Linked DNA regions of Homo sapiens: region 1 is linked to region 2. Evidence: read pairs that join two places in POLR2A ChIA-PET (ENCODE). Cell type or tissue: endothelial cell of umbilical vein. All regions are shown on one strand. Links, peaks and the distances in the headings refer to the core of each region. The heading gives the core; the rest is flanking DNA. Region 1 overlaps FGD4 (FYVE, RhoGEF and PH domain containing 4). Region 2 overlaps FGD4 (FYVE, RhoGEF and PH domain containing 4).

Region 1 (17,740 bases), core at 7,170-9,669, 110 kb before region 2:
CATTGAAGAGGAAGTGTGGTTTAGCAACCAGACCTTAAACCAAAATTCTATTTCTGGCTCGAAGTGACCTTGAGGAAGTTACACATATGTTCTTCTCATTTGTACAGCGAATAAGCAAATTAAGATAAAAGCAACTATTGCTGAGCGGACTGTAGGACTGCAAGATATGTTACTCTAAAATGATCCCACTATTCCAGATTATATATAAAATGATTTGCTTACAAGTAGATTAAATACAGAGTTTCCAGGAATTTAGTTATGCAAAGAATCCCATGAGGTAGAAAGAGGAACTTTACCAGGCATAAAAATTTTTAAGTTTTGAGTTTGGGGGGAGAATACAAGAAAACGAAGACATAGGGTAAAAATTTTTATTTCATCCCACGTTAATAATTTTGACAAACTTTGGGAGGATAAGCAGACGTTCTGCACTTTAGAAATCACGTTTTGAAGTTAAATAGTTCAGGATTTGCATTCCAGACCTGCCGTTTACTATCTGGAAAGTTACTTTCTCAGTTATAGATGATGTATAGATGTTCTCAGTTTCAACACCTATTAATGACTTTTTGTTGAGGTTGTTATGAGGAGAGCACATAGCAAGTTAAGTATACAGCTATAATTACTGATAATTTTATCAAGATACGGAATATAATGATGGTGTTAGGAAAATATAAATAGCTTAGTGTATTCTCCTTTTATGAAGCTTTATTTTTAGCCACATGATAATTTTTGTGTGTGTGTGTGGGTAGAATACTAATTTTAGCTTGTAACGAATTGGTTAAAATTGCAGTTCCTATAGCCATTCTGAAATTCAAGCATGTGTGAGTAAATTGATCAGGATCACTTGATTTAAAGCCAGTAGGGATAAATCTGTATTTTGTAAAATCTACAAGGCAGAGAATCTGTGCAGAGAACTCAGAAAAATAGCACAATCACACATCTATGGGTGCAATTTTATTTCAGTGTAATCCCTGCAACATTTTTCTACGGCTAGATCCATATAATCTCTGAATGAATAGTGAAAGGTTTAGTTGATTGTAAAGATACATAAAAATCTACAATGTACAATGCCAAATCATCAGAAAATATTCCATATAACTTTTCTTTTTCTTTGCCCTCCAAACTGCCAAAACATTGAAAAAAGAGGTCAAGAACAAAGGCCAGCATACTCATGAGGATCCTTCTGGCCCTGGTTCACAGTAGCAGTGCAGGACAGTTCCAGTTTTAGCCCATAACTCATTGGCATATGGTCAGTTTGAAGTTTCCTGCAGTACTTTTCTGAGCTAGAGAGAGGGAACCAAAAATGCTGACATCCTCATTTGACATCTTCACTCCAGCCTGTGTAAGTGCCAGCACTTCCTGTGTAAAACCTATCCTGACTGTAGAGGACACACCCAGCCCTTAGCTGACCTGGATGAGGATGATGGCTGGAATTGGTGAGGTTTGGAAAGCATTAGCCCTCAGATGGACACCACCACAGTATATGAACATACTGTGTATTACTATACCTTTCACTTCATAAAGATCAGCTTTTAAAGTTTATGAAAATAACATTTATTGACAGCAAGTGATTGTTGGAGGTAGGTTACTAGCTCTCAAAATCACCACTGCATTACAGTATTATACTAGATGATGGTGTGTTCAAGAAAGAGTTAATTATTTGGATGTATAATACCTTGGAAATTACACCAAAAAAAATCCGTTGGGAGCTCTGAAGTGTGCATATCTTGTCTGCCTCATATAGTATGGCTTTATCTTGACTGCCTTGTCAGTCTTGGCCTCAATTTTCTTATCCATGCAATGGGAGGATTTCTAAATGTCTTAAGACTTTATGATGTTAGTGTGTATTTCTCCAAGTAGTTTTCTTCATGCTTCCACTTGTTGGTTCATAAGCTGCATCAGGTGTGTGTTTTACTATACCCATCAAAATGTCCTCACCTACTCTCAAAGTGCTTTAAGGTAACATACAATTTTTAGTTTGCTATTCCATATAACATAGAAACATAATAATTTTAAGAAGTGATGTTACAAAGTTGAGCTGAGTCTAGGTATTATGGTTTGATTCTGACTACAACATCTGACTATCACATGAAAAGGGACATTTGTGTTATGTAAATGTTGAATTTACATCATGATTAATGTTTAGGTGTTTTAAAACATCTGTTATGTGATAAATTAACTAAAATACCCCTTTTTAGGCTGGGTGCAGTCACTCATGCCTGTAATCCCAGCATTTTCGGAGGCCGAGGTGGGTGGATTACCTGAGGTCAGGAGTTCAAGACCAGCCTGGCCAACATGGTGAAACCCCACCTCTACTAAAAATACAAAAATTAGCCAGACGTGCTGGTGGGCACCTGTAATCCAAGCTACTTGGGAGGCTGAGGCAGGAGAATAGCTTGAACCTGGGAGGCAGAGGTTGCAGTGAGCCAAGATCACACCACTACACTCCAGCCAGGGTGACAGAGGGATACTCTGTCTCAGAAAAAAAACAAAATAAAAATAAAAAATCCCATCTTATTTTTTAAGAAATGGCGCCTCACTCTGTCGCCCAGACTGAGGTATGGTGGTATGATAGTAGCTCACTATGTAACGTCAACCTTCTATGCTCAAGTGATCCTCCTGCCTCAGCCTGTTGAGTAGCTGGGATGACAGGCACATGCCATAACACCCAGCTAATTTTTTAAAATTTATTTTTGTAGAGATGGGGTCTCACCATGTTGCCTAGGTTGGTCTCTAATTTCTGGCCTCAAACATAAAACATTCATTTTAATCCATAATTTTACTTTATAGGCATAACAAGGATGAGAAATTTGCCTATCAATCAGTGCCTTCCTCTTTTAAAAACCTGACTTGTTTTTATATAGAAATTACTTGGGATTGCTAGGTAACCCGCATAACCATTCCTGGAAAAAAATGGAAGGCCCTTTTTTGCTTTTGGGAATATGGAGAGCTTATACACAGTTTCACTATTCAGCATTGCTTGCAGTATTTCTTACAATTTTCTGATGTCTGTCAAAAAGAATCCTCAGATCTTTTAAGACCAATTTTTTTTTTTTTTTTTTTTTTGAGACAGAGACTCGCCCTGTTGCCCAGGCTGGAGTGCAGTGGCGGGATCTGGGCTCACTGCAAGCTCCGCCTCCCAGGTTCACGCTATTCTCTTGCCTCAGCCTCCCGAGCAGCTGGGACTACAGGCGCCTGCCACCACGCCTGGCTAATTTTTTTTTTGTATTTTCAGTAGAGACGAGGTTTCACCATGTTAGCCAGGATGGTCTCGATTTCTTGACCTCGTGACCCACCCGCCTAGGCCTCCCAGAGTGCTGGGATTACAAGTGTGAGCCACTGCGCCTGACCAAGACCTATTTTTAAAGGGAAGTTTGTTATAAGCCTAAATGCCATAAATGTAATAAAGTTACATGTATTTGGCATCATACTTCCTAGTCCACCCCCGGTATTCTAGAGCTCTCTCAGTACATTTTGAAACACCTTCGTGGAATTTTGAAATGCGTTGCTTGCGTAGTTCCTTGAGCCTGCATCACTGCCAGAAGAAGACTTATGAAACAGAACTCTGTACTTCCCATTAGTTAGTTCTTTATCATGTTGAACACTAGATGTGTATGTGTCTAGTGTCTAAATACAGAATGCCTATAGTTTCTACCAACAAATTATGGATCCAAATCCTTGCTCCAGAAGCAGGAAATAGGTTAATCAGAAGATTGCTGGATGTTATGAAAAGAATCTTTTATGGGGGGCTGTGAGTATTGTTTTGCAATTGCCATTTCTGAAATATCTCAGGTTAAAACATTTGGATTTTTTCACTATGCAAAGTATACAATAGATGAGGTCACTGGTATTTCTCTTTGTTTACTGTTAAGTGATAATAATTTGTACCACGATGGAAAAATTATCGTGGATTTTCTTTAGAGTAGTTCAGTGCTGTGGTTTTAGCACAAAGGTGTGCTTTTTCTTATCTTCATGATCCAGGAACAATTACTTGAGGGAATGGCATTTCTCCCTGTGAGTTCATAGCACAGAGTGTTTCCTGAGAGTAGTGGAAGTGAGTAAGTGCAACCACTGTTGACCCTTGTCATCTCAGTCTTTTTTATTATAACCTCTTTCCTTCTACTTTTTTCACTTGTCTTCTTTCTATTTCTAATATTTAAGATTTACACTTTAGCCAGTTTCTTAAAACTTATTTGTGCACCTAATATTTTCTTGGTCATCAATTATTTGGGGATAAAAATTCCCCCTACTTCTAAAACATGAGCAAGGTACATTGGTAATTCTCAGGTTTAAGGATTTCTTGAAATAACATTATCTGATTTATTGGGATCTGAAGTATAGTTGACTTGACTAGGTACTTCTATCATTGTGGCTTAAGTGATCTTGTAGTCTTTTATATTTAACTGAAAAATCATTTTAGGTTGATGTTTTTGTTCAGAGAAACATTTTAAATTTTAAACCAATATTTTTGTTCAGTAGGAAGGAGAAAAAAATAAACATCCAAGTATAAGCTACTGTAACATTTTGAGGTGTTTTTCCTCTTTGTAGCTATTGTTTTGTGAAACTGAGGCTATACTGTTTATGGATTTTGAATTATACTTCTCCCTCTGACCCCCACCATGTATCATTAAATTATTTCAGGCTACTAAAAATTCTCAGGAAATATCCATTTCAGTTGCTCTACACTATTCTGTTACAGGTACCTTAATTAACACATCCACTATTATTAGATATTTAAAATTTTTCTAAATTCTGTTTTATAAATAATCGTGAGAAGAACATGAATTTGTAAGACTGTCTTGCAAGGTGCCTTTGGTGGGGTGGGTCTCATTGTAGTTGTATTCTTGATTTTAAGATAACAATAATAGCTTGACCTTAGATTTGTAAGCACAAACATTGAATTAGGATTTTAAACAAATGTGTTGGGCATATCTTTGTTTAAATTTATGAATATTACCCTTTTTACACTTTTACTTATATGTGACAGGCAGCGATGTGCTTGCAATTTTAAAATTTATATTGTTATTATTTGTTATTATTATTATCATTTTTTAAGAGACAGAGTCTCACTCAGCTTGTTGCCCAAGCTGGAGTATAGTGGTGTGATCTCGGCTCACTGCAACCTCTGCCTCCTGGATTTCAGTGATTGTCGTGCCTCAACCTCCCAAGAATTACAGGTGCATGTCACCACACCTGGCTAATTTTTGTGTTTTTAGTAGAGACGAGGTTTTGCCATGTTGGCCAGGCTGGTCTTGAACTCCGGACCTCAAGTGATCCACCCGCCTTTGCCTCCCAAAATGCTGGGATTACAGGCGTGAGCCACCATGCCCAGCCAATTTATATTATTTATTTATAGAAACAAGATTTTCTCACTGTGTTGCCCAGGTTGGACTTGAACTCCTGGGCTCAAGCAGTCCTCCCGCCTCAGCCTCCCGATAGCTGGGACTATGGGCAAGTTCCACCACACCCGCATTAGCCATTTTAAAAATGTGGATTCCATTGCTTTTTTCAGAGAGACAAAGTGGAATGGAAGCCATAGAACTTATTCAGATAGCTGGACCATTGAGAAAACTAATAGAGGACTTCAACTAAGGCAGGTTCTTCTATGTTCCAAGTCTTGTATGAATGAAAACTAGATCCATGCATAGGAGATAAATCAAGCATGGGCTGTGAAAATGTTGGTAACTGGAAAAACACAAATTCACAAAGCTTTTGGCTAGTTTTTCTTTGTTTTATTAGGTTATCAATTGGCCTGAGATTTTCCCGAATAATTCAGCCACAGGAAAAAAAAAAAAAAGACAGAGAAAAAGCTTTTTGTTTTTTAACATTGTGACATTGTAAAAAGTTTCTGTGTCACAGACTTGCACCAAGATAGTGTACTGACCTTTCTTGTGGAATGAATAGAACTGAGTTTAGAGTACTTTGAGTTACTTATAAATTCTTAAGTGTGCCTTCTATTTAAAACTTACAGTCATAAAGATAATAATAGAAGAGAAATAGCTAGGGTAATATGATTATACGGTCAGAATTTGGAAGTTTGAAGACTTATCTTCAAGTAATTTTAGATTAGAAAACTTGTGGGATTTTTTTTTTTGAATTTGACTTCAAGATCTCAGGGGATTTCTTTTTTTATTGACCCATTATTTGTGTTCCCCCTGTTAGCTTAGATGGTGTGATATAGGCAACAACCTGATTTTTTTTGTTTAAAAATACATTATCTGATTTTTATTAAATCCCAGATATATGTTAATGTTAAAAAATAAGTTGGCTGGGCACGGTGGCTCACGCCTGTAATCCTAGCACTTTAGGAGGCCAAGGTGGGCGGATCATGAGGTCAGGAGTTCGAGACCAGCCTGGCCAACATGGTGAAACCCCGTCTCTACTAAAAATACAAAAATTAGCTGGGCGTGGTGGCGCATGCCTGTAGTCCCAGCTACTCGGGAGGCTGAGGCAGGAGAATCGCTTGAACCCGGGAGGTGGAGGTTGCAGTGAGCCGAGATCGCACCATTGCACTTCCGCCTGGGTGACAGGGCGAGACTCTGTCTCAAAAAAGTAAAAGTGAGATTTCTTACAGAACCTATATTTTATTCTCTATGATAAGTAGTGAATATATTTATTTGTAAGACTAAAAGTAGACTCAGAATTAGTCTGAAAACCACAGTAGTACTGGTTTTTTTTACACCTGTATTTGCCTTCGTTTTCTTTTCTTTGTATTTCATGCATCTCAGCCTCTTCTCTTTTTGTATTTCATGCATCTCAGCCTATGCTTCTCTTCAGTGCGTGCCTGTAGTGCACATAAGTCTTCTAAGGATCAACTTTGTAACTGAACCAACTGGACTCCTGTCCAGGAGTTTATACCCTTCTTGGCATCTCTCCTGCCCATTTGTTTAATCTTTCCAACTCATTTGATCCTCTAGTATTAGAGCTGACAGCTGCAGTTGCATATGGAGTTCATAAAGTAGCTGAATAATAAAATGTCATGACCCAGTTCTTGTATAGTTTCACTGATGACTAAATTGGCAACTCTTTTAATATTGAAATGGGAATGATCAAGCTGTGTACTTTTCTTTGGAAGTTCACGTATATTCAATGAGTACTTTTACCTCCTATGACTTTCCATAGCAGAAATGCTACAGACTTATTTGGCAGGTCAGGTGGAACATTATCTTGATTTTATAATTATCTTGATTTTACAAGAGGAAAGTTTATGTATAAAAGGGGTTGATGATTGATTCTGAGTGATACTGTATCTGCGAACTCCTTGTATAACAGGTGCTTATTGAGCACCTATTAGACACGGTGGTTTGTGTTATATACACATTATTCCTGATCCTGAGAAGAATCTTGTAAGATAGGTGATATGACCCTATTTTTCGTGTGGAGAAAGTAAGCTCAATGAGGTTATTTTATTTATATATTAAAAAAATCAAGACTTTGGCCTATTAAAAACTTTTTTTGTCTTGTTGAGTTGTCTGAGTTCTTCATATATTCTGTATTGTCAGAATTATGAGCCAAACATGTTTTTCTCCTCTAAGGCTTTCTTTTTTATACTTGATATCCTTTGAACAGTGATGTCCAGTTTCAGTCTTTTCCTTTACAGGTAGGTCTCTGTATCCTGTTTAAAAAATTTCGCCTACCTGAAGGTCATAAAGATATTTTCCTATAGTATTTCCAGAAGCTTTACTATTTTGCCTTTCACATTTAGGTCTATGATTCATCTGGAAATGATCTGCATGTATGATGAGAAGTAGGAGTGAAGATTCTTTTTTTGTCCCATTTGGAGTGACTATCCTTTGCCCACTATATTTTAGTGGCAACTTTGTAATTCTACAGTTTTGACTAAAAATTCTGACATTTGACATTTCCAGAATCTAAACTATCTCAGATGCTTTTTGTAGTTTTTCTTAAATTGTCTCAAGCATGGACTGTGTTTTCTATTTTATCTCAGCTAGCATAGTGAGATAAAATAGAAAATATATATTGTAGGAAAAGAGATTTTTATCAGTCTTTTTTTTTTTTTTTTTGAGATAGTCTTGCTCTGTTACCCAGACTGGAGTGCAGTGCTTGGATCTCGGCTCACTGCAACCTCCACCTCCCAGGTTCAAGCGATTATATCCTGCCTCAGCCTCCTGAGTAGCTGGGACTGCAGGTGCCTGCCACCATGCCCGGCTAATTTTTGTATTTTTAGCAAAGACAGGGTTTCACCATATTGGCCAGGCTGGTCTTGAACTCCTGACCTTGTGATCCACCCACCTCGGCCTCCCAAAGTGCTGGGATTACAGGCATGAGCCACCGCGCCTAGACTTATTAGTCTTTTTTAATGGGATGACAGCAGCTGGGATGTATATATTCCTGCAAGGAAAGAAAAGGAAATGGCTTCACATTGCTGGATGGGAGCAGTATGTGTGTTGTTTCTGGGTATAATCTTCCTAGCTGCACTTTTCCCATACATTTCTTTCTACTAAAAATCATGAAAGTTTGAATTATAGTTCCTCTCACAGGATTGAAAGCAAGTATCAGAGGAGTCATCCATTCAAAACACAGTTCTTCCACTGCAGTATCCGATATGTTTTGTATGTGCGCTAGGCTGTCTTTTCATTCAGTCTACAATACAGTTCACCAGTGTGGAGACCTTTTGCCCTGCCTGATTTGTTTTGTTTTGTTTTACTCACTCTTTTCAATGACTTTTGGTTTTGGCCAGTATGAAGAGTAATGGATGTTGGAATACCTTCTGCCAGTTAAAAAAAAAAAAAAAAAACAAAAAACTATAAAATTGGAAAGGTATATAAGCATTATAGGAATATTTAGAAACAAATTATGAAGATGTAAGCTTCCACCTTAAGGAAACAATTAAACTCTAAGTAGAGAGAGAAAAGTTAAATAGCCCTACATGTACTAAAGAAAATGAATTTGCAATTTAAGATCTTCTAGTAAATAGTGCTGTGGTGTTCCCAGCCCAGGAACCACACTTTGACAATCATTGTCTTAGGCTTCTGAGGTCTACAAGCCTCCTTTAATTATCTGTGTGTGGTATAACATTCTTGGTAAATGTTTGTTGAATAGAATTGATTGTATGACATGGTACCAGGTACAGAAAGTCCCTTCCCTTGAAACACCTAATACTTGTTTTTAACCTTTTTTCGTTGGTAAGGAACTTTTGTCCTTCTCTCTAATGCATTTCAGAAAATGTATATTCCTGCTGATATGGGAAAGGTTTCATTTCTTATGTTTGTGAAACTGTATCTGAATAAGAATGCCTCAGGGTTTCCTTGGTACATATACGTCATATACATCATTATAGCCCATCATGAACATTGTGGGCTATAATGTTCCTAGGTATGCTACTTTAACTGAAAATCTTAAATCCTGTTTTATAAGTTAAACCAAAAATAACACTGATCCTCTTTCTAGCAATGGCAATTTGTTATTTTGCTCTGGGGGCAGTGGAAGGGTAGACTGGATTACGTCTCTGCATGCCTTTGCCTTTTCCCTGGCATTATAGTTCCTTCAAATACTGTGTTGTCCATTTTTAAAAGAAAAGAACCAAATTATAGCATCCCAATTGCTTGTTAACATTCATGAGTTTTATCCAGCATGAATCAGTATTCAGCTGATGGTTGAAATTTTTCTAAAGTGAACAGCATTTTGGAGACTATTAAAAGCCTTTTTAGAAAGTCAGATAGTGACTCTGGACAATGAATTAGCTTAACCTGTAGGAGGAAACTGTACATCAGCTGAGAGGTCTTCTTTGAATCAGGTGGCAAGCCTTCTTGGGCAGAGTGTTTATTTAAAGAAACTTGAAATGAATGTATTGACATTTATTGGGCTGTTACAGAAATTAGGTTCATAAACAGTGCCAACCTCTATGAAATAAAAGTTAATTAAGTGGCTTAATTACACATCAAAGTCCCCTTTTAACCCCAACTACCTGGCATGATTGAGAAATATGAAGCAGACTCTTCTGTCAAAATCATTTCATAAAATTTGTTACAGAGTACAATATTCAGAAAAACCCTGATTCTGATATGTGTCACACAATAACTTTCAGAAATGCACCAAAATGCTGATTGTGATTATGTCTACATAGTGGTTTTATAGTGGATTTTAATTTCTTCTTTATATCAAAACAATTGATGTTAGTTGCAACTCATATTTTAAGTATACTTACAAATATGTTCAACAGTGTGTATTTGAAATTGCTATAGTTTATTATAAAAGTGTTAAAGCAGGATGTACAATATGCTGCTTTATAAACATAATATATTTGTGATATATTCATGTGTAGAGGTATATGAATGTATACCAAAATGATGGGAAAAGATATCATCAGGAGTCATCTCTAGATGATGGGAAATAAGCTACGTTGGTTATATTTTTGGTTATTTCTCTTATTTTTTTTTGGTATAAAACCTTAATTCCTAGTTCATAGAGTTTTTTAAAAAGCAATCTCAGCAAGCATGGGAATCAGTATTTCTTCTAGCTTTAGTAAAGGTGAAAAGCTGGTGCTGCCCGCACCTTGGACAGCCTTGCTTTCCAGGAACAGACAGTGAAGGTGGAACAGCCTCTAAGAGAATGTAGTTGGATGCTTATGGACTGGACAGCTATTATGGACACCCAGGCCTGCTGACTCTTTTTCAGTTTTCAAGGTGAAAACTCTGGTCTGAGGTCATTGCATAGGGTTGGGATTTAGATGACTGCCATTTAGGTCACGAGATGTCTGGGTCACAGCCAGGAAGGTGGAAATCTAGCATCAAAGTCACTGGGCAGTCACCGTCCAGCTACCTGGCAATATAGCAGAGAAATAGGGAGATACAGAAAAAAGGGTTTTTGTTTTGTTTTCTTTTCCTTAGTTTTTTAAATGTTTCACCTGATTTCCAGTTTTGCTAAGAATGGACTTCTCTTTCAAGTTTCTTCAGAAAGCATGGAGAAAGTCAGTGACCTCTGCAGGGTCCTCATTGTTTCCCAGGCTGTCACGCCACTTTCCTTTGAGCCCTACTCTGTTGTCCTGGAGAAGGTGTGGTAATCTGATGAGCCAGGGTCATTAGTCCTGAGACACAGGCTTACTGCCTGGCAGCTCATCAGGACTAGAAAGCATTCTTGCTGCTTGACCTGCTTCAGACACTTGCCACCCACCTCCACTCCATTAGCTCAGATGTGTCAGTGACCCAGGTGCACGGTTACTTCCTGAATAACCAACAGTGGTGTAGCCCAGGCTTAGCGTTATCTTCATGCCTAGCCGTTTTTTATTTGTTCTTTCAGCAAAGATTTAATGAGCACCTACTGCATGCCAGACACTGGAGATTTCTTGGTAAACAAGACAAAGCCCCCTGTCCTTATGGATTTTACCTTTTAAGGTAGGAGCCAGAAATTAAAGTGAGTGAAAAAGAAACGTTCAATATAATGTTGGGCAGTGATACCTTAAACAACAAACAAGCCATTGGAATAGATAGAAAGTGACAGAGGTAGGAATAGTACTCCTATTTTCGATAGGGTGGTGGGGAAGGAAACACTCACCTGAGGAAGTGGCGTTCAGCAGATTTGAATGAAGTGCACTGTAGAAACAAGAGGAAGATCTGGAAGAAAATGTCTTAGGTAGAGGGAACTGCAGATGTAAAGGGTCTGAGGCAGGAATGAGCTTTTGTAGTCAAACTTCGTCAGGGAAGTGTTTTCTAAGAGTTGATCTAGCTATGTTGCCCAGGCTGGAGTGCAGTGGTGTGATCAATGCAGCTTCAAATTCCTGTGCTCAGGCAATCCTCCTGCCTCAACCTTGCGAGTAGCTAGGACTACAGGTGTGTGCCACCACACCCAGCTAACTTTTTAATTTTATTTTATTTTATTTTTGTAGAGATGAGATCTCGCTATGTTGTCCAGGCTAGTCTTGAACTCTGGTCTTGCATTTCTCCCTCCTTGGCCTCCCAGAGGTGCTGGGATTTCGCAAAGAACTGTTAAAATACCTACACAGCTGTTCAATGGACCAATTTATGAGGGATGGTGAGGTCTTTTACCCACCTCCAGCCGTATAATCAGTAAAATATTATTTAGTTTGCTTTCTTATTTACAGAGATTAAGAGCTTCTAGCCATTCAGTGGGATTCCATGTCTGAACTGATAATTTTATATTTTAAAAGTGAATTGCTGTGCAGTAATACCTAAACACATTTACTGGTGATACCTGTTTTTATGAACATCTGTTCAGTGAACATTTATTGATCTTACCTGATTGATTGGATGTGATGGAGGAGACAGCAGGACACAGAGTTGCTTAAGTGTTCAGAGTCCTAGAGAATCAGGAGAGTTGGTTGTGAGAAGGCCAGGGAGGAAAGGTCAAGAAAGAGGGCATGGTTGGCACCCAAGAGGGCCCAGGATGCAAGAACTGAACCCAACCTGTGGGTTTGGAGCTGAGATGTCACTGCTGGCCTTACTGGGAGCAGTGCCAGTTGAGTGCTTGGTCTGACAGATGTGGCTGAGGAGTGAATAAGAGGTGAGAAGTGACTAGACCTCCCACCCTTTTGAGAAGCATGAAAGAGCAAGAAAGGAATGAGCATAGACAGCTTGACAGTAATGTGAGTGGAGCCAAGAGGTTTTTTTGTAAGAGGCTTCTGTGTTCTTGTTTTTTCATGTCAGGAAGTCAATTGTTTGTCATTCTGTCTTCACAGAATTAACAGTTGCCCCCACCCCCATTTTTAAACATGTTTAATACTTCTTACAGCTGCATAGTTTCCAGATATTCAAAGAGGTTTCACCTGCATGATCTCATTGATCTTCCTGAGAGGATGGTACCAAATATTATGCCTGTTTATTTCTTAGAGGAAGGCCTCAAAGCTCAGAGATTGTGGCTTAGAAATCACCCTGCTAACAAGTTGTTTTGTCACATACTCTACCTAGCCCAGAGTTTGTGAACCTATATTCACAGCATTAACTAATCATGATTCGCCCCATATTTCACTGGTTATGCTTTGGTTATCTTAGAAAAGAACCCAGGGCATTTATGAGGTAAAACTTGCAGGGCAGATTGCTTTTCAGGGCTGGGCACGGTGGCTCACGCCTGTAATCCCAGCACTTTGGGAGGCTGAGGCGGGCAGATCACGAGGTCAGGAGATCGAGACCATCCTGGCTAACACAGCGAAACCCGTCTCTACTAAAAAATACAGAAAATTAGCCAGGCGTGGTGGCGGGCACCTGTAGTCCCAGCTACTTGGGAGGCTGAGGCAGGAGAATGTTGTGAGCCCGGGAGGCAGAGCTTGCAGTGAGCCGAGATCGCACCACTGCACTCCAGCCTGGGCCACAGAGAGAGACTCTGTTTCAAAAAAAAAAAAAAAAAGAAGCTTTTCAGAATCCCCTCCACTACCTCCTTCCATATCCTCCTGCACACACACATTGATCTCACCCGCCTTGCATATCACTGCTGCATATCTATTTGTGTGCGTGCATGTGTGCACACATGCTTCACCTACCGTGCATACACAGCCTTGCTGCACACAAAACCTCAAATTCAGTTACCTTCAAATGTCATAATTAGATACACCCCAGTCCTAGTCTCAAGGGACCCTTGCCCACAAACCTTGGCCACCCTCTCTTTTTAATACTTTATTCTTTCTGGGGTTTGGGCTTGGGGTAGAAAAGTAAAGTTAGGATTGATTTTAAAAGATCAGATGAGAGGTCATAAATAAATCCCTGGTATCAACAATAAACATTCAACTGATCATTACATTTTTGCTGAATTTGCTTTGTCTCTTCAAAAATGCAACCCTGTAGAACTTGAGTGAAACAGTTTTTGTTTAACTTTGACCTAAAGCTATAGTTGTTTGCATGCTTTGGTCCTTTAGGATATTTTTTGAGCAGCAAGGATTAACCATTCAGCATCGGGTTTTATCAGCACAAAACTTGAATTATCATAGTTTTTATTCTGGCCTGATCTCAGACCAAAAATACGAAGAGAAGGTTCATAATGTTGATAATTTATTAGCTTTTGCAGAATGTCTGTGTGATGTATCTTTGCTGTTTACCTGGTACTATACATCTATTTTATCTTGTTAGCTCCTCTCCCCAACCCCCTACAACAAGAGTTAAAAGTCTTTATTTCTTATACATATCAAAAACTCATCAAGAAAAAGGGGTAGCATATGCTTTTATTGTCTGTGGAGTTTAGAATGGAACTTTGCATATTATAGAAGTCTCATTTATAGAACATTGTTTATTATTAGCCCTTTTCCTATTTTACACTCCACACGTATTTTAGATTTGTTAATGTAATTAATACATAAACATAAATATACATATGTCCTACATATGTCCTTGTAGAGTCTTCACTTTCATATATTTCAGAAATTTTCTTAAGGAAAGAAGAATTAAAATATCTAGATTCCAATTATCTATGAATCACTTTTTGAAAAAAAATATGGATAAGAATTAAGAGTGTGGAAGGCAGGGCCTAGGTGCTTGTGTAATTTCCTCCCACCTTTGTTTTAGAATCGATATTAAGGATTTGGAAGGATAGGGAATATTACTGTAATGAAAACAGTAACAAACAATCTAATGATGTGAATAACTAAATCTCATTATTCTTATTTGACTAAGACACAATTATCTTTCAAATTTTAATTGAAAATATCCCTGGGGCATTGGTAGATCTGGGTGAGTTTTTTGATGGTTGGACTTGAATAGAAAAGGGCTAAAAATATAAGACCTCCTCACATAGACTTTCCTAGTCAATGTTGGTTGTTTTTTTGGCAGTGTATACTTGGGCAAGTCCTGGAACAACAAGTACTTCTCTGAAATGCTAACCACATGAGAGGAATGATGGGCCACTAAAAAAGTTTCCATCAAATTAGGCTTTAGATTCTTAACCTTAACCCCTTGCAAACTGGGCAGAAAAGTTCAATTTATTAATATTTCAATGCATTTTATCTTCCTTATAAAGTACTCTGTACCCTGCAAATACATTTTTGCTCTAAATCACTTTCATGAAACGAATTATAAAAACCCCATTAAATTAAAACAAAAAGTTTCATAGAATATTAACCAAAAATGCAAAATTATTGGTAATATATAGAAAATATCTAAGGAGATACCACCTCTTTATAGATACTGTATTTTGTGGTTTCAATGGTTAGCTCTGCTGTTTAGGCTTTTTGGGTTCACTGATATGTTTGATCCCCGATTAGGAGAGGTAATTTGAGTCTGTTTCATAGTCACAGGCACCGCTAACAATATCTGGTCAATTTATAATACAAACCATTTGTCAAGAAGGAGTTTCGGAAAGCACGGAAAGAGAACATGGAAATACAAGTAAAACCAGTAGCAGAGCTCCTGGCATTTTTACTAAAAGTACATCCTAAATTGTGTGCCGTTGTGCAGGTACAATTGCCATTTCAACTGGTACTTGAACAATACCTCCTGCTCGAGCCTTTCAGTCATGCCACACGTAAGGGTAGTACGCAGATGTATGTTATTTTAAATTTTAATATGCTGTTTCCTTCTGGAAAATAAATGTTTCTTGTCTTTGCTACTTCAGCCTTTTTTCTTCTTCTCGACTCAGTGAGACTCTCCTCTAACGTTTATTCTCATAATTTTAGAGCTGAAGAGACCTTTGGAGATGCTCTAAGCCAGCATCCTCCTTTTGTGACTGAAGAGCACAGGACCAGACAGAGTAAATGGCTTGCCTGTGTCATAGGGCTGGCTAAACAGGAACTAGAGTCTAGGTTTCTGAATTTATAATTAGGGAGTTGTCGTTGGACTTTGTAGAGGCTAAGGGCTTAAACACATAACTCCCAAAATATGTGCCTAGGCGCTTTGGGTATCACTGCCAACTCACAGGGGTGCTGTCTGCAGAGTATTTAAAAATTTCAAGGGAAAAATGGCAACATCTATCAAATACTATGCAAACTCCTACCTCTAGACAGTTCCCTTTTAAAAAATATTTGATTGCAGTATATTTCTATTGATAGAGGCATATTTTTGCAAAGTCGAGGGTTTGGTGGGTACTGTGATAACAAGCTGGTGAAAATGAAAGTGGGAGAGGAAATGAGGTTTGTGATATTTAGTAGGATCCTATGGTATGAGAGGTTGGCAGGGTACACCCACATCCCATTAGTAAGTAGTGGGAGTGATTTAAGAATAGAATAAAAATACTATTTTTTCTTGAAATAATTATTTGTTATATTCTCAAATGGTGCTAAATTGCTGGGTCAAAGGTAGTTATTGGTTTTTTGTTTGTTTGTTTGTTTGTTTGTTTGAGACAGAGTCTCTGTCGCCCAGGCTGGAGTGCAGTGATGCGATCTTGGCTTACTGCAACCACTGCCTCCTGGGTTCAAGCGATTCTCCCACTTCAGCCTCCCAAATACTTGGACCACAGGCGCACACCACCATGCCCAGCTAATTTTTGTATTTTTAGTAGAGACAGGGTTTCACCATGTTGGTCAGGCTGGTCTCGAACTCCTGACCTCGTGATCCGCCTGCCTTGGCCTCCCAAAGTGCTGGGATTACAGGCGTGAGCCACCACACCCAACAGTTATTAGTTTTTTTGTACCAAACCACTTAATCAATGGAACTCTAAGGAATTGCTCCTGCCCCGGGGCACTGTGCAGAAGTTACAGAGATGCTCAGATTTGAAAAGTTTGGGAACCTCTGACTGCCTGGGTAAAACCTCTTACAAAAGGAAAGAGAAAGGAGGAGTAACGGCAAATGGAATTAGGCATATTCAGCTGCGAAGGGAAATGGAACAACATTCCCAAGGTTATTCCATCTCTGCCTAGCTGGCACAATGGCTGCAACAGCAGATATTCAAGGCAAAGTTGCCGCCTGCGCAGTATTTGAGGAAGATAAATTATCAGGCTCCTGCTTCCAAAGCGGTTTTATCTTAAGAACCTTTATGGGGATTGTTGACTGTTGGTCACATGCCCTACCACTTAGGTTTCAGGCCCTATAATTAGATTCCGGGCAGTGTGGTTTGAGGGGATACTATAATGAAGACAATATCAGAACACTTGGAGGTGAACTTGGAGCTCCAGAGGACATTACTATTCCTTACTCACCTTTCATAGATCTGCCTTTATTTTTCTTGTCTGAGTCATTTTTTCCCATGGAGTCAATTCTCTAAAAACTGTGAGCCAATTCTTTTTAGTTTTTTTATTGTCTCACTTGTTTGTAGATCTTCCCAAGAACATGGTGGAGTGAACATTAAAAAATATGTATAAGAGGAGTAAATATATTTTTAGAAGATTATAAAGTTATAATTTGGAAACTGGAGAAAGAAAATAAGTCCAATATTTCTTCCTCACAGGTACTCTGAAAATTCTGAAGCCTAGGTAAGCCTGGCCTTTTGTTCCTGAGAATCTCTTCTCTGCCGGGCAAGGTGGCTCATGCCTGTAATCCCAACATTTTGGGAGGCTGAGGCAGGTGGATCACTTGAGCTCAGGAGTTCGAGACCACCTCTGCCAGCATGGCGAAACTCCGTCTGTACTAAAAATACAAAAAAATTAGCTGGGTGTGGTGGCACATGCCTGTAGTCCCAACTACTTGAGGGGCTGAGGCAGGAGGATTGCTTGAGCCTGAAAGGTTGAGGCTGCAGTGAGCCAAGATCGTGAGCATGGGTGACAAAGTGAGACCCTATCTCCAAGAAAAAAACAAAAAAATCTTGTATATCATTGCAAATGCATACTGTTTATTCGTAGTGGGTATTCAGTTTTGTATTCTGTTTTTCCTCCCACTTCTGGGAGGTGGTGTAGCGCAATGACTTAGATCCA
Region 2 (8,637 bases), core at 35-2,534:
ACCATGTTGGCCAGGCTGGTCTTAAAGTCCTGACCTTGTGATCCTCCCACCTTGGCCTCTCAAAGTGCTGGGATTACAGGCGTGAGCCACCACGCCTGGACCCTAAGGCATCCTAATCCTGTTTCAGCAATAAAGAATAGGACAAATGGTAGATTGCCCATATAGCCTCCTTGTTAGAAGGGAAAGCTGCCATGTTAGAGTGTTACTTATAAGAATTGTCCCACTTCTGCCATTGGAAACTGGAATTTCATGGAAACAGGCAATCCTGTGCATACCTCCTTATCATTAGTTCCAGAAGTGAACCACTTGCCTGCTAGGGTGAGCCATGAGAAGCCATTTTAAGGCCTATGCTCTTTGAAAGAATGAGTTTATGGGTCACATATTCATTTTTGAAGGAATTTCACCATAAGCCAAAATCAAATGATATGAAGTTTGTACCTTTGAAACAACTTTCTTCCTTATGGGAATTACAGACCTGAAATTTTAGATATTCCCATAGTGGAGATATTTCTTTTCTCTTATCAAGTTGTGTGGTTTTCTAAAGCCAAATAACTCGTCAGCCACTGCTGCTGACCTTTTAGAATTCTAGAGTCCTAATTACTATAGTAACCTAACTATTGGAGCCTCTAAGGACATAATTTTTTGTTCTTTTTGCCTCTCAAGAAAATAGAGTGGAGGTGAATTTAGAAAATTAACAACCATCTGGACATTATGAAGGAATAGACCTCCTTCTGCCTACATGTAACAGAATGGCAATTAAGAGGTATAGTAGCCCTAGTGAAGTATAGCTAAGACTGAAGGTTTGGGTTTTTGTTTTTTGTTTTTCTTTCTTTCTTTCTTTCTTTCTTTTTTTTTTTTTTGTCTTCAAGGTACGTGTTACTATGTGTAGGAAGAGACTTTTCCCCCTACATATCAGTGTTTTACATTACTATGCATTATTATTTACTAAAAAGCAGGTAAGTATCTGAGAATTGAAATATTCCTTTGTCCATTCATTGGCCAGTTATTATGCACTTGTTCTGTTGTGGGAACTAAATCATGATGTTCCCCTTTCCCAAGGAGCATACAATTTTAATAGGAAAAATGAGACTTATGTCAGCAAACTACAATAAAGGGAAATATGTAATAAGTGAAGAAGTCTTTCGAAACATAAAGAGAAGTGAAAAATACCACAATTACTGTGTATACATAAAGTGTTTTCACATTTCCTAACTCTGGCTTATGGATAGGAAGGGTGAATTCTATTAACCTCAACTGGAAATTTTCTGGCACAGAAAAGGTGAATTATTCGCCATAATATTCCTATGGATAGGAGCATAGCCTAGATTAGAATCAAAGCTTCCTAATTCTTATTCCTGATTCTTCTAAATCAAAGCATATACTCACTCCTAAATTTCAAAGGATTCTCTTGAACTGTAAACTTTTCCATTTGCTCAATAAAAAGTTACTAAGAGCCCACTATGTGCCTAGCACAGTGCTAGGTGGTTAACCAATAAATGTGAAGTAATGCTTACATTATTCTTTTATTCAGGTATTTTATTGCAAACTGTTGGAAGAAGCAAACCGAGGCTCGTTTCCAGCAGAGATGGTGAATAAAATCTTTTCTAATATTTCATCAATAAATGCCTTCCATAGTAAATTCCTCTTGCCAGAGCTGGAGAAACGAATGCAAGAATGGTAAGAGGAGTAGATAGAAAATGATATGTTTAAGGCAGTCATGCTGTATTTTTCAGCTTTTAAATTGAAATAGAAATGCCACACACAACTGTAACTAGACATTTATGCTAAATTTTTACATTAAAGACTACTGATAGAAGTTGTGGTACAAAGGACTTCATGTCTGCTCTCCAAACTATCATTTAGCTAGTGAAGACAAGATATCGGGTAATGTGGAGCTTCAAGAATTCCGGAGCATCTCTCTTTGCTATGGCATTCTGATAGCCCCTTTAAAAAGGTGCTGCATTGTTTTCTATCAGCCTCACAGTACGGTGAATGAGATAAAGCACAGGATGTATGTAGAATGTGATTACTTCCTCTCTAGTCCTGTCAATTCACTCATTCTATAAGAAATCTTAATGTGCCGGGCGTGGTGGCTCATGCCTATAATCCCAGCACTTTAGGAGGCCAAGGCAGGCGGATCCCTTGAGCCCAGGAGTTCAAGACCAGCCTGGGCAACATGGTGACACACTATCTCTACAAAAAATACAAAAAGCTAGCCACTAGCCAGGCGTGGTGGCGCGTGCCTGTAGTCCCAGCTACTGAGAGTGCTGAAGCTGGAGGATTGATTGAACCTGGGAGGTCGAGGTTGCAGTGAGCTGTGATAATGCCACTGCACTACAGTCTGGGTGACAGAACAAGACCCTGTCTCAAAAAAAAATTTTTTTTAAAGACTTGTTTTTCTATATTTGATACAGGGAAACTACTCCTAGAATTGGAGACATCCTTCAGAAATTGGCACCATTCCTTAAGATGTATGGAGAATATGTGAAAGGATTTGATAATGCAATGGAATTGGTTAAAAACATGACAGAACGTATTCCCCAGTTCAAATCAGTGGTTGAAGAAATTCAGGTAATAGGACTGTTTTGTTCAAAGCTATGAATTACTATTTCCATACAAATTATACAGTCTTCTATATCTAAAACTGAGATCTAGAGATCTGTCTGAGATACCTAGCCAAAATTCATTCTACTCCAAATTATGCAGATCATCTCTGCAATGCTGAAATACGTATCAGTCACATGCTGCATACTAAGCAATAACTTCTCCATTTGCTTTTGAGACCAGCAGAGGATGATTTTTATTAGGGTCTACATAAATTTACAAAATGAGTTCCCATTCGGGTCTGTGTCTCTCTTGCATTCTTTCAGAGGTTAAGTTGTTGGAAGGAATATAAAGAATGATTGCTGTAAACCTTGAGATTTGGGAAACTAATCATTCTTTTTTTGTCACTTGATATCTGTGTCCTCATTTTCTTCTGTTTCACCAAACCTGAATAACATACTTTAATAATACCATAATAATTTCCACTTGATTCTCTAGTCAAAATTGTTAATGTCATATTCTTTGATACAGTTGATATTGAAAAGGCATATTTTAGATCATCTAAGATTCTTGGCATGGGAATTCTGTTGTTCCTTGACTGTCTTCTTTTGTGTCATATGAATTTTTTTAATTGTACCATTTTAATTCCTCTAATTGTCAAATGATTTTTTGAGTTATTTTCCAGTGGTTGCTTTTAGGATTATAGTATGCATCTTAATTTTTCACAATGTACTTCAGATTATACTCACCTTAATTCTTGTAAAATGTAGACACTTTGTTCCAATATAGCTCTGTTCCCTCCTCTATGCTCTGTGCTATTAGTGTCCTGTATATTAAGTTTTTATATGTTGTGAGTCTATAATACAGTGCTACAATTGTTATGGAAGGATATGAGAAAAAAATGTATCTATAAGTCTATTGTATACTATTATATTTGCCCTTTCTGGAGTAAGTTTCTTTCAGCATACATGGTTGTTCTGTCAGTCTTTGTCTGGGACTACACTTATTTTTTCTTGACTTTTGAATGAATGAAGAATGAAGTCCAGTTTAGCTAGATTGGGAATTCCTGGTATATGGGTTTTTCCTTTTTATTTTATTTATTTTTTTTTTTGGAGACGGAGTCTCGCTGCTCTGTTGCCCAGGCTGGAGTGCAGTGGCGTGATCTAGGCTCACTGCAAGCTCCGCCTCCTGGGTTTACTTAGCCATTCTCCTGCCTCAGCCTGTTGCTGGGACTACAGGCGCCTGCCACCACGCCTGGCTAATTTTTTGTATTTTTAGTAGAGATGGGGTTTCACCGTGTTAGCCGGGATGATCTCTATCTCCTGACCTTATGATCTGCCTGCCTCGGCCTCCCAAAATGCTGGGATTATAGGCGTGAGCCACCGCGCCTGGCCTTTGTTTCTATAATGTTTATTATTTTTTTTTTTTAGAGACAGGGTCTTGCTCTTGTCACCCAGGCTAGAGTGCAGTGGCCCAGTCACAGCTCACTGCAGCCTTGAACACTTGGGCTTGAGCAATCCTCCCACCGCAGCCTCTCAGGTAGCTGGGACTACAGGCATGCGCCACCACCCTGGCTAAATCTTAGAATTTTTTTATAGAAACAAGGTCTGGCTATGTTGCCCAGGCTGGTCTTGAACACCTAGACTCAGCCTCCCAGAGTGCTGGGATTACAGGCATGAGCCACTGCACTCAACCAGTATATGGAGATCCCCCCCAGCACTTTGAATATGTCATTCTCCTGCTTTCCGTCCTCTGTGGTTTGAGATGAGAAGCCAGCCATTGATTGTATTGATACTCCCATGCGTGTGATGAGTCACTTTTCTCTTGCTGCTTTCAAGATGTTCTCTGTTTTTTGGCTTTCAGCAGTTTAAATATGATGTGTCTGGGTGTGGACCTTTTTGTATTTGTCCTGGTTAGGGTTGGTTGAGCTTTTTGCATTTGTAGATTGATTTTTTTTTAATCATTTTCAGAAGTTTTCAGCCATTATTTCTTCAAATATTTTCTGTCCTTTTCACTTTCTCTTTTTTAAAATCTTTTTACTCCCATTACACAAATTTTGGTGGGTTCCTTTTGTTTGTTTTGGAAATGGTGTCTTGCTGTGTTGCCTAGGCTGGCCTTGAACTCCTGGGTTCAAATGATACTCCCAATCTTTGTTCTATTATTCAGATTGTATAATTTCTACTAGTCTTTCTTCAAGTTCCCTGATTCTTCTGTCATCTCAAATCTGCTGTTGAACCTATAGTGAATTTTTCTTTTCAATTACTGTATTTTTCACATCTACAACCACAACTTCTGGCTAGTAGAGTTATTGGCTCTCACCTCTCACTCACCTCAGGGATCTTCACTTCTACTGATGTTGTTGGGTGTGTATGTTGCCCACCACTCCAAATGAATGAGCCCTTTTCAGCCTCAGCAGAGGAGCTGCCAGTCCTCACAGTCCGTGCCACCCTGATGGCCCCTTCATAGTGACTGAGCTGGGAGAGGAACAGGAGCAGCCACAGGCTAGAATGCCACAGATTCTCACCGTTCTTACCCAAAGTTCAACAATTTTTAAAGTGTAAACAGATTTCAGGTTGTTGCATGCCTTTTAATCAATTTCTAAAATGCAAATATTGTTTTGTCAATTTTATCTAGCTTTATAGCTGCTTTTTTTTTTTTTTTTTTTGGAGTTAGAGTCTTGCTCTGTCACCCAGGCTGGAGTGCAGTGGTATGATCTCGGCTCACTGTAACCTCTGCCTCCTGGGTTCAAGCGATTCTTGTGCCTCAGCTTCCTGAGTAACTGGGATTACAGGTACATGCCACTACACCTGGTTAATTTTTGTACTTTTAGTAGAGACGGGGTTTCGCCATGTTGGCCAGGCTGGTCTCAAACTCCTGGCCTCAAATGATTCCCCCGTCTCGGCTTTCCAAAGTGCTAAAATTACAGGCAGGAGCCACTGCACCCGGCCTATCAGCTGCTTTTAACAGGGAGGATTTGCCAGTCTCTTCATTCAGCTGTAGCCAGAAGGTCTGCCTCATCCCCTTCACTCCTTTTTTTTTTTAACATTCTTTTATTTTGTAATTAAACACTCCCCTACCTTACTGAATATTGGGCTCCTGCTTTGATTTTTACTAGCTTCTTTTGCTAACTCTGAAATGTAGGCAGAGCACAAAGTTTGCCTTCTACATTCTTCTTTCTTTTCATACTTTTCAGTGATATCCTATTCCCACATGCCTTTAACTTGCCAGACAGGTTCCTCTAGGGTTGCTGTTTCTAGTCTAGTTCTCTACTCCCAAACTCTAGGTACAAACAGCTGAGCATGTGAATATCTTGTCATCCAAACAAAGTCAATATTTTCTTTTCCTATTTTTAGCTCCCAAGCATTTTTCCATCTGACTTTTTAGGCCTTACATAGAGTAGATAATTATTCTGATATGTATTGGATTTATTAGGTGACACCATTATCCTGTCATTTACCAGAGCTTGACAACTTAGCTTTATCTTTGATTTGTTACATGTCTTCATTCTCTGTATGTGTTCATTTGCCTGTGAAATAATGTATTCAAATTGCTTAGCGTAGTGCTTGTTGCATAGTAAGTGCTCACTAAATGATAGTGGCGATGGTGGTGATAGTGGTAGTTATTGTCTAGTCACACTCTGAATTCTATCTGTACAATGTCTGTCTTCTCTATATTATGATGAAATGACATGGGTTGTGAAAAGAGTGGTAGATTGGGAATCAACTAACCTAGTTTAGAATCCTAAGTCTGCTGCTTATAGTCACTTGACCTTAGGAAACGCTCCTAAATTATCTGAGCCACAGTTTCTTCATGTAAAATATTTGGGATCAGTAATACTTTCCTTGATGTACGTAATAGATTTTGGGAAAACCCAATGAGATATTTAAATTTATATAATTAATATCTTAAACTTTATTAAGGAAAGCTATTCTCTCAGCTTCTATGCCAATTTCAGGCCCTTATTATTTTCTTCCTGGTCTATAATAACAACTTCCAAACTAGTTTCCCCCGTCCCCCTAAAGCCACACTGCAGTAGATTAATCTAATAGAGCTCAGATCTAATGATACAACTGTCATGCACAAAAATCTACATTAGATGAAAAAAATCTAAACTCACCTTGACATTATTACCCATATTACCATTACTTTACGTCTTCTATTTTCCTCTACTTATTTTTTTTTTTTTGCCAAGAAAACCTCTCTGTCCCTTTCATTTAACATACTTCATGCTTCATTACTGTGGGCCTGTTCTCTCAGGTTTCTCCTCCTGGGCTCGCTCCCTAGTCTGTCTTTTTCTTCAGAGCCTGTACTTATCAGAGGTTGCATTAAATGTTCCCTTCTCTGTGAAGCCTTTAGTCACTTGTTTGCTTCAAATGCAAACACCATGTCTTAATATAGCTTTGATGCTTTGCAGTACCCTGATCATGGTGTGAATTCAGTATATACTTTAATGGGATTTCTGCTTTGTTTAACAGGAACAAGAACATTTCTTATTTTTTCATCTCTTTTGTTAACAGTTTCTTGGAAGCAAGTGATACGGTCTTAATTTTGCCCTAAGAAATGGAGCTCTATTTACAGAATTTGGTTTCTAATGAAAAAGAATGCTTTGAACTGATGAAAAAATAAAATTTTCTGACAGATAAGATGCCCAGACCTTGTTATTCTTCTATATGGAGTCTTTTTTAAGTTCAAAGGCAATGACATTTATCATAGCCTTATTATCAAATAGTTTCTGCTGAGTCCAAAGTCATTTAATACAGTTGTGCTTAGCAAACCTCATTAAATAGGCACATCTTTTGAAAAATCTATATAGAATGATTTAATAATGTGACTTCACAAACCCTTGTAGTGACTAATTGAAGTGGTTATCAGCAATCTGGAATTTTCTTGCTTAAAATTCTGCTTGATTTTTTTTCCTCCTTTCTGTTCTTACACCAGATTGGTAGTTCTCAACTTCAGTGTTATAGAAATATCAGGTGTTTTTAAATGCATATTCTCTAGCTGGGCATGGTGGCACGTGCCTATAGCTACTTGGAAGGCTGAGGTGGGAGGACTACTTGGGCCCAGGAGGCAGAGGTTGCAGTGAGATCACACCACTGTGTGCCTGGACAACATAGTGAGACTCCGTCTCAAAAAAAGAAGAAAAAAATGCATATTCTCCATCTCCTTCCCCAAAGATTGTGATGTTACAGATTGAGGTGGGGTTCAGAAATCTGTTTTCTGTTGTTGTTGTTGTTTTTTTTGAGACGGAGTCTCACTCTGTCACCCAGGCTAAGTGGCACGATCTTGGCTCACTGAAACCTCCGCCTCCCAGGTTCAAGCAATTCTCCTGCCTCAGGCTCAGCCTCCGCATAGCTGGGACTACAGGCGTGTGCCACCACGCCTGGCTAATTTTTGTATTTTTAGTAGAGGCGGGGTTTTGCCATGTTGGCCGGGCTGGTCTCAAACCCTGATCTCAGGTGATCCACCTGTCTCAGCCTCCCACAGTGCTGGGATTACAGGTGTGAGACACTGTGCCTGGCCAGAAATCTGCATTTCATGCAGGTGATGGACAGTCACACTTTGTCGAAAAATATTGCCCTTGACGAAAGTTCTGTTTTACAGTGAGTTTTTAGACTTGCTAACCTAATTTTTAAATGTTTCTTAGAAAACCTTTCTCATTACAGAAACAGAAAATCTGTGGGAGCTTAACTTTGCAGCATCACATGCTAGAACCTGTTCAGCGGATTCCCCGGTATGAGATGCTCCTTAAGGACTATCTAAGGAAATTGCCTCCTGATTCCCTGGACTGGAATGATGCTAAAAGTAAATGCTTTTTTTTTGTTTTCTCCCTATTTTGGAATAATCAAGTGGCCAAGCAGCCTTATGGTTTCAAAGAGAAATACATCTCACAGCTACTTTAGTCAAATGTTGCTGTTAGAAGATAATTTCATTGGAAATTGTTATCATCACTTCAGTTAGGCAAGTCACTTTTGAGCCAAAATGACAAGTTTAGAGCAATGCAAATCACATTAATTTTGCTGGTTCCATGTTAGTCACTGGCTCTGAAATATAAAATTATAGTCTTAAAGACATCTAGAATAGCAATACACA

Evidence for each region. ChIA-PET counts read pairs that join two places held together with the same protein. Peaks named below come from ENCODE experiments on the same cell type or tissue, not always from the same donor. Only the 100,000 strongest peaks of a DNase experiment are listed, where the experiment ranks them.
Region 1: POLR2A ChIA-PET joins it to region 2 with 5 read pairs; 3 of 35 experiments call an interaction of 5 or more read pairs at or near these places.

The regions. Positions count from the first base shown.
Region 1 is chr12:32,482,396-32,500,135 of GRCh38, forward strand. All of the region lies in intron 1 of FGD4 (FYVE, RhoGEF and PH domain containing 4), which reads left to right. Among named protein-coding and RNA genes, the nearest start is that of FGD4, 92 kb to the left of the region's middle. RefSeq lists a silencer at 1-119. In endothelial cell of umbilical vein, for the core only: no CTCF peak of the experiment used is centred there; a DNase peak (open chromatin) is centred at 8,556.
Region 2 is chr12:32,599,747-32,608,383 of GRCh38, forward strand. FGD4 (FYVE, RhoGEF and PH domain containing 4) reads left to right here. Exons shown (of 17, transcript NM_001370298.3): 6 at 1,532-1,677; 7 at 2,415-2,571; 8 at 8,211-8,349. Among named protein-coding and RNA genes, the nearest start is that of DNM1L, 75 kb to the right of the region's middle. In endothelial cell of umbilical vein, for the core only: no CTCF peak of the experiment used is centred there; no DNase peak of the experiment used is centred there.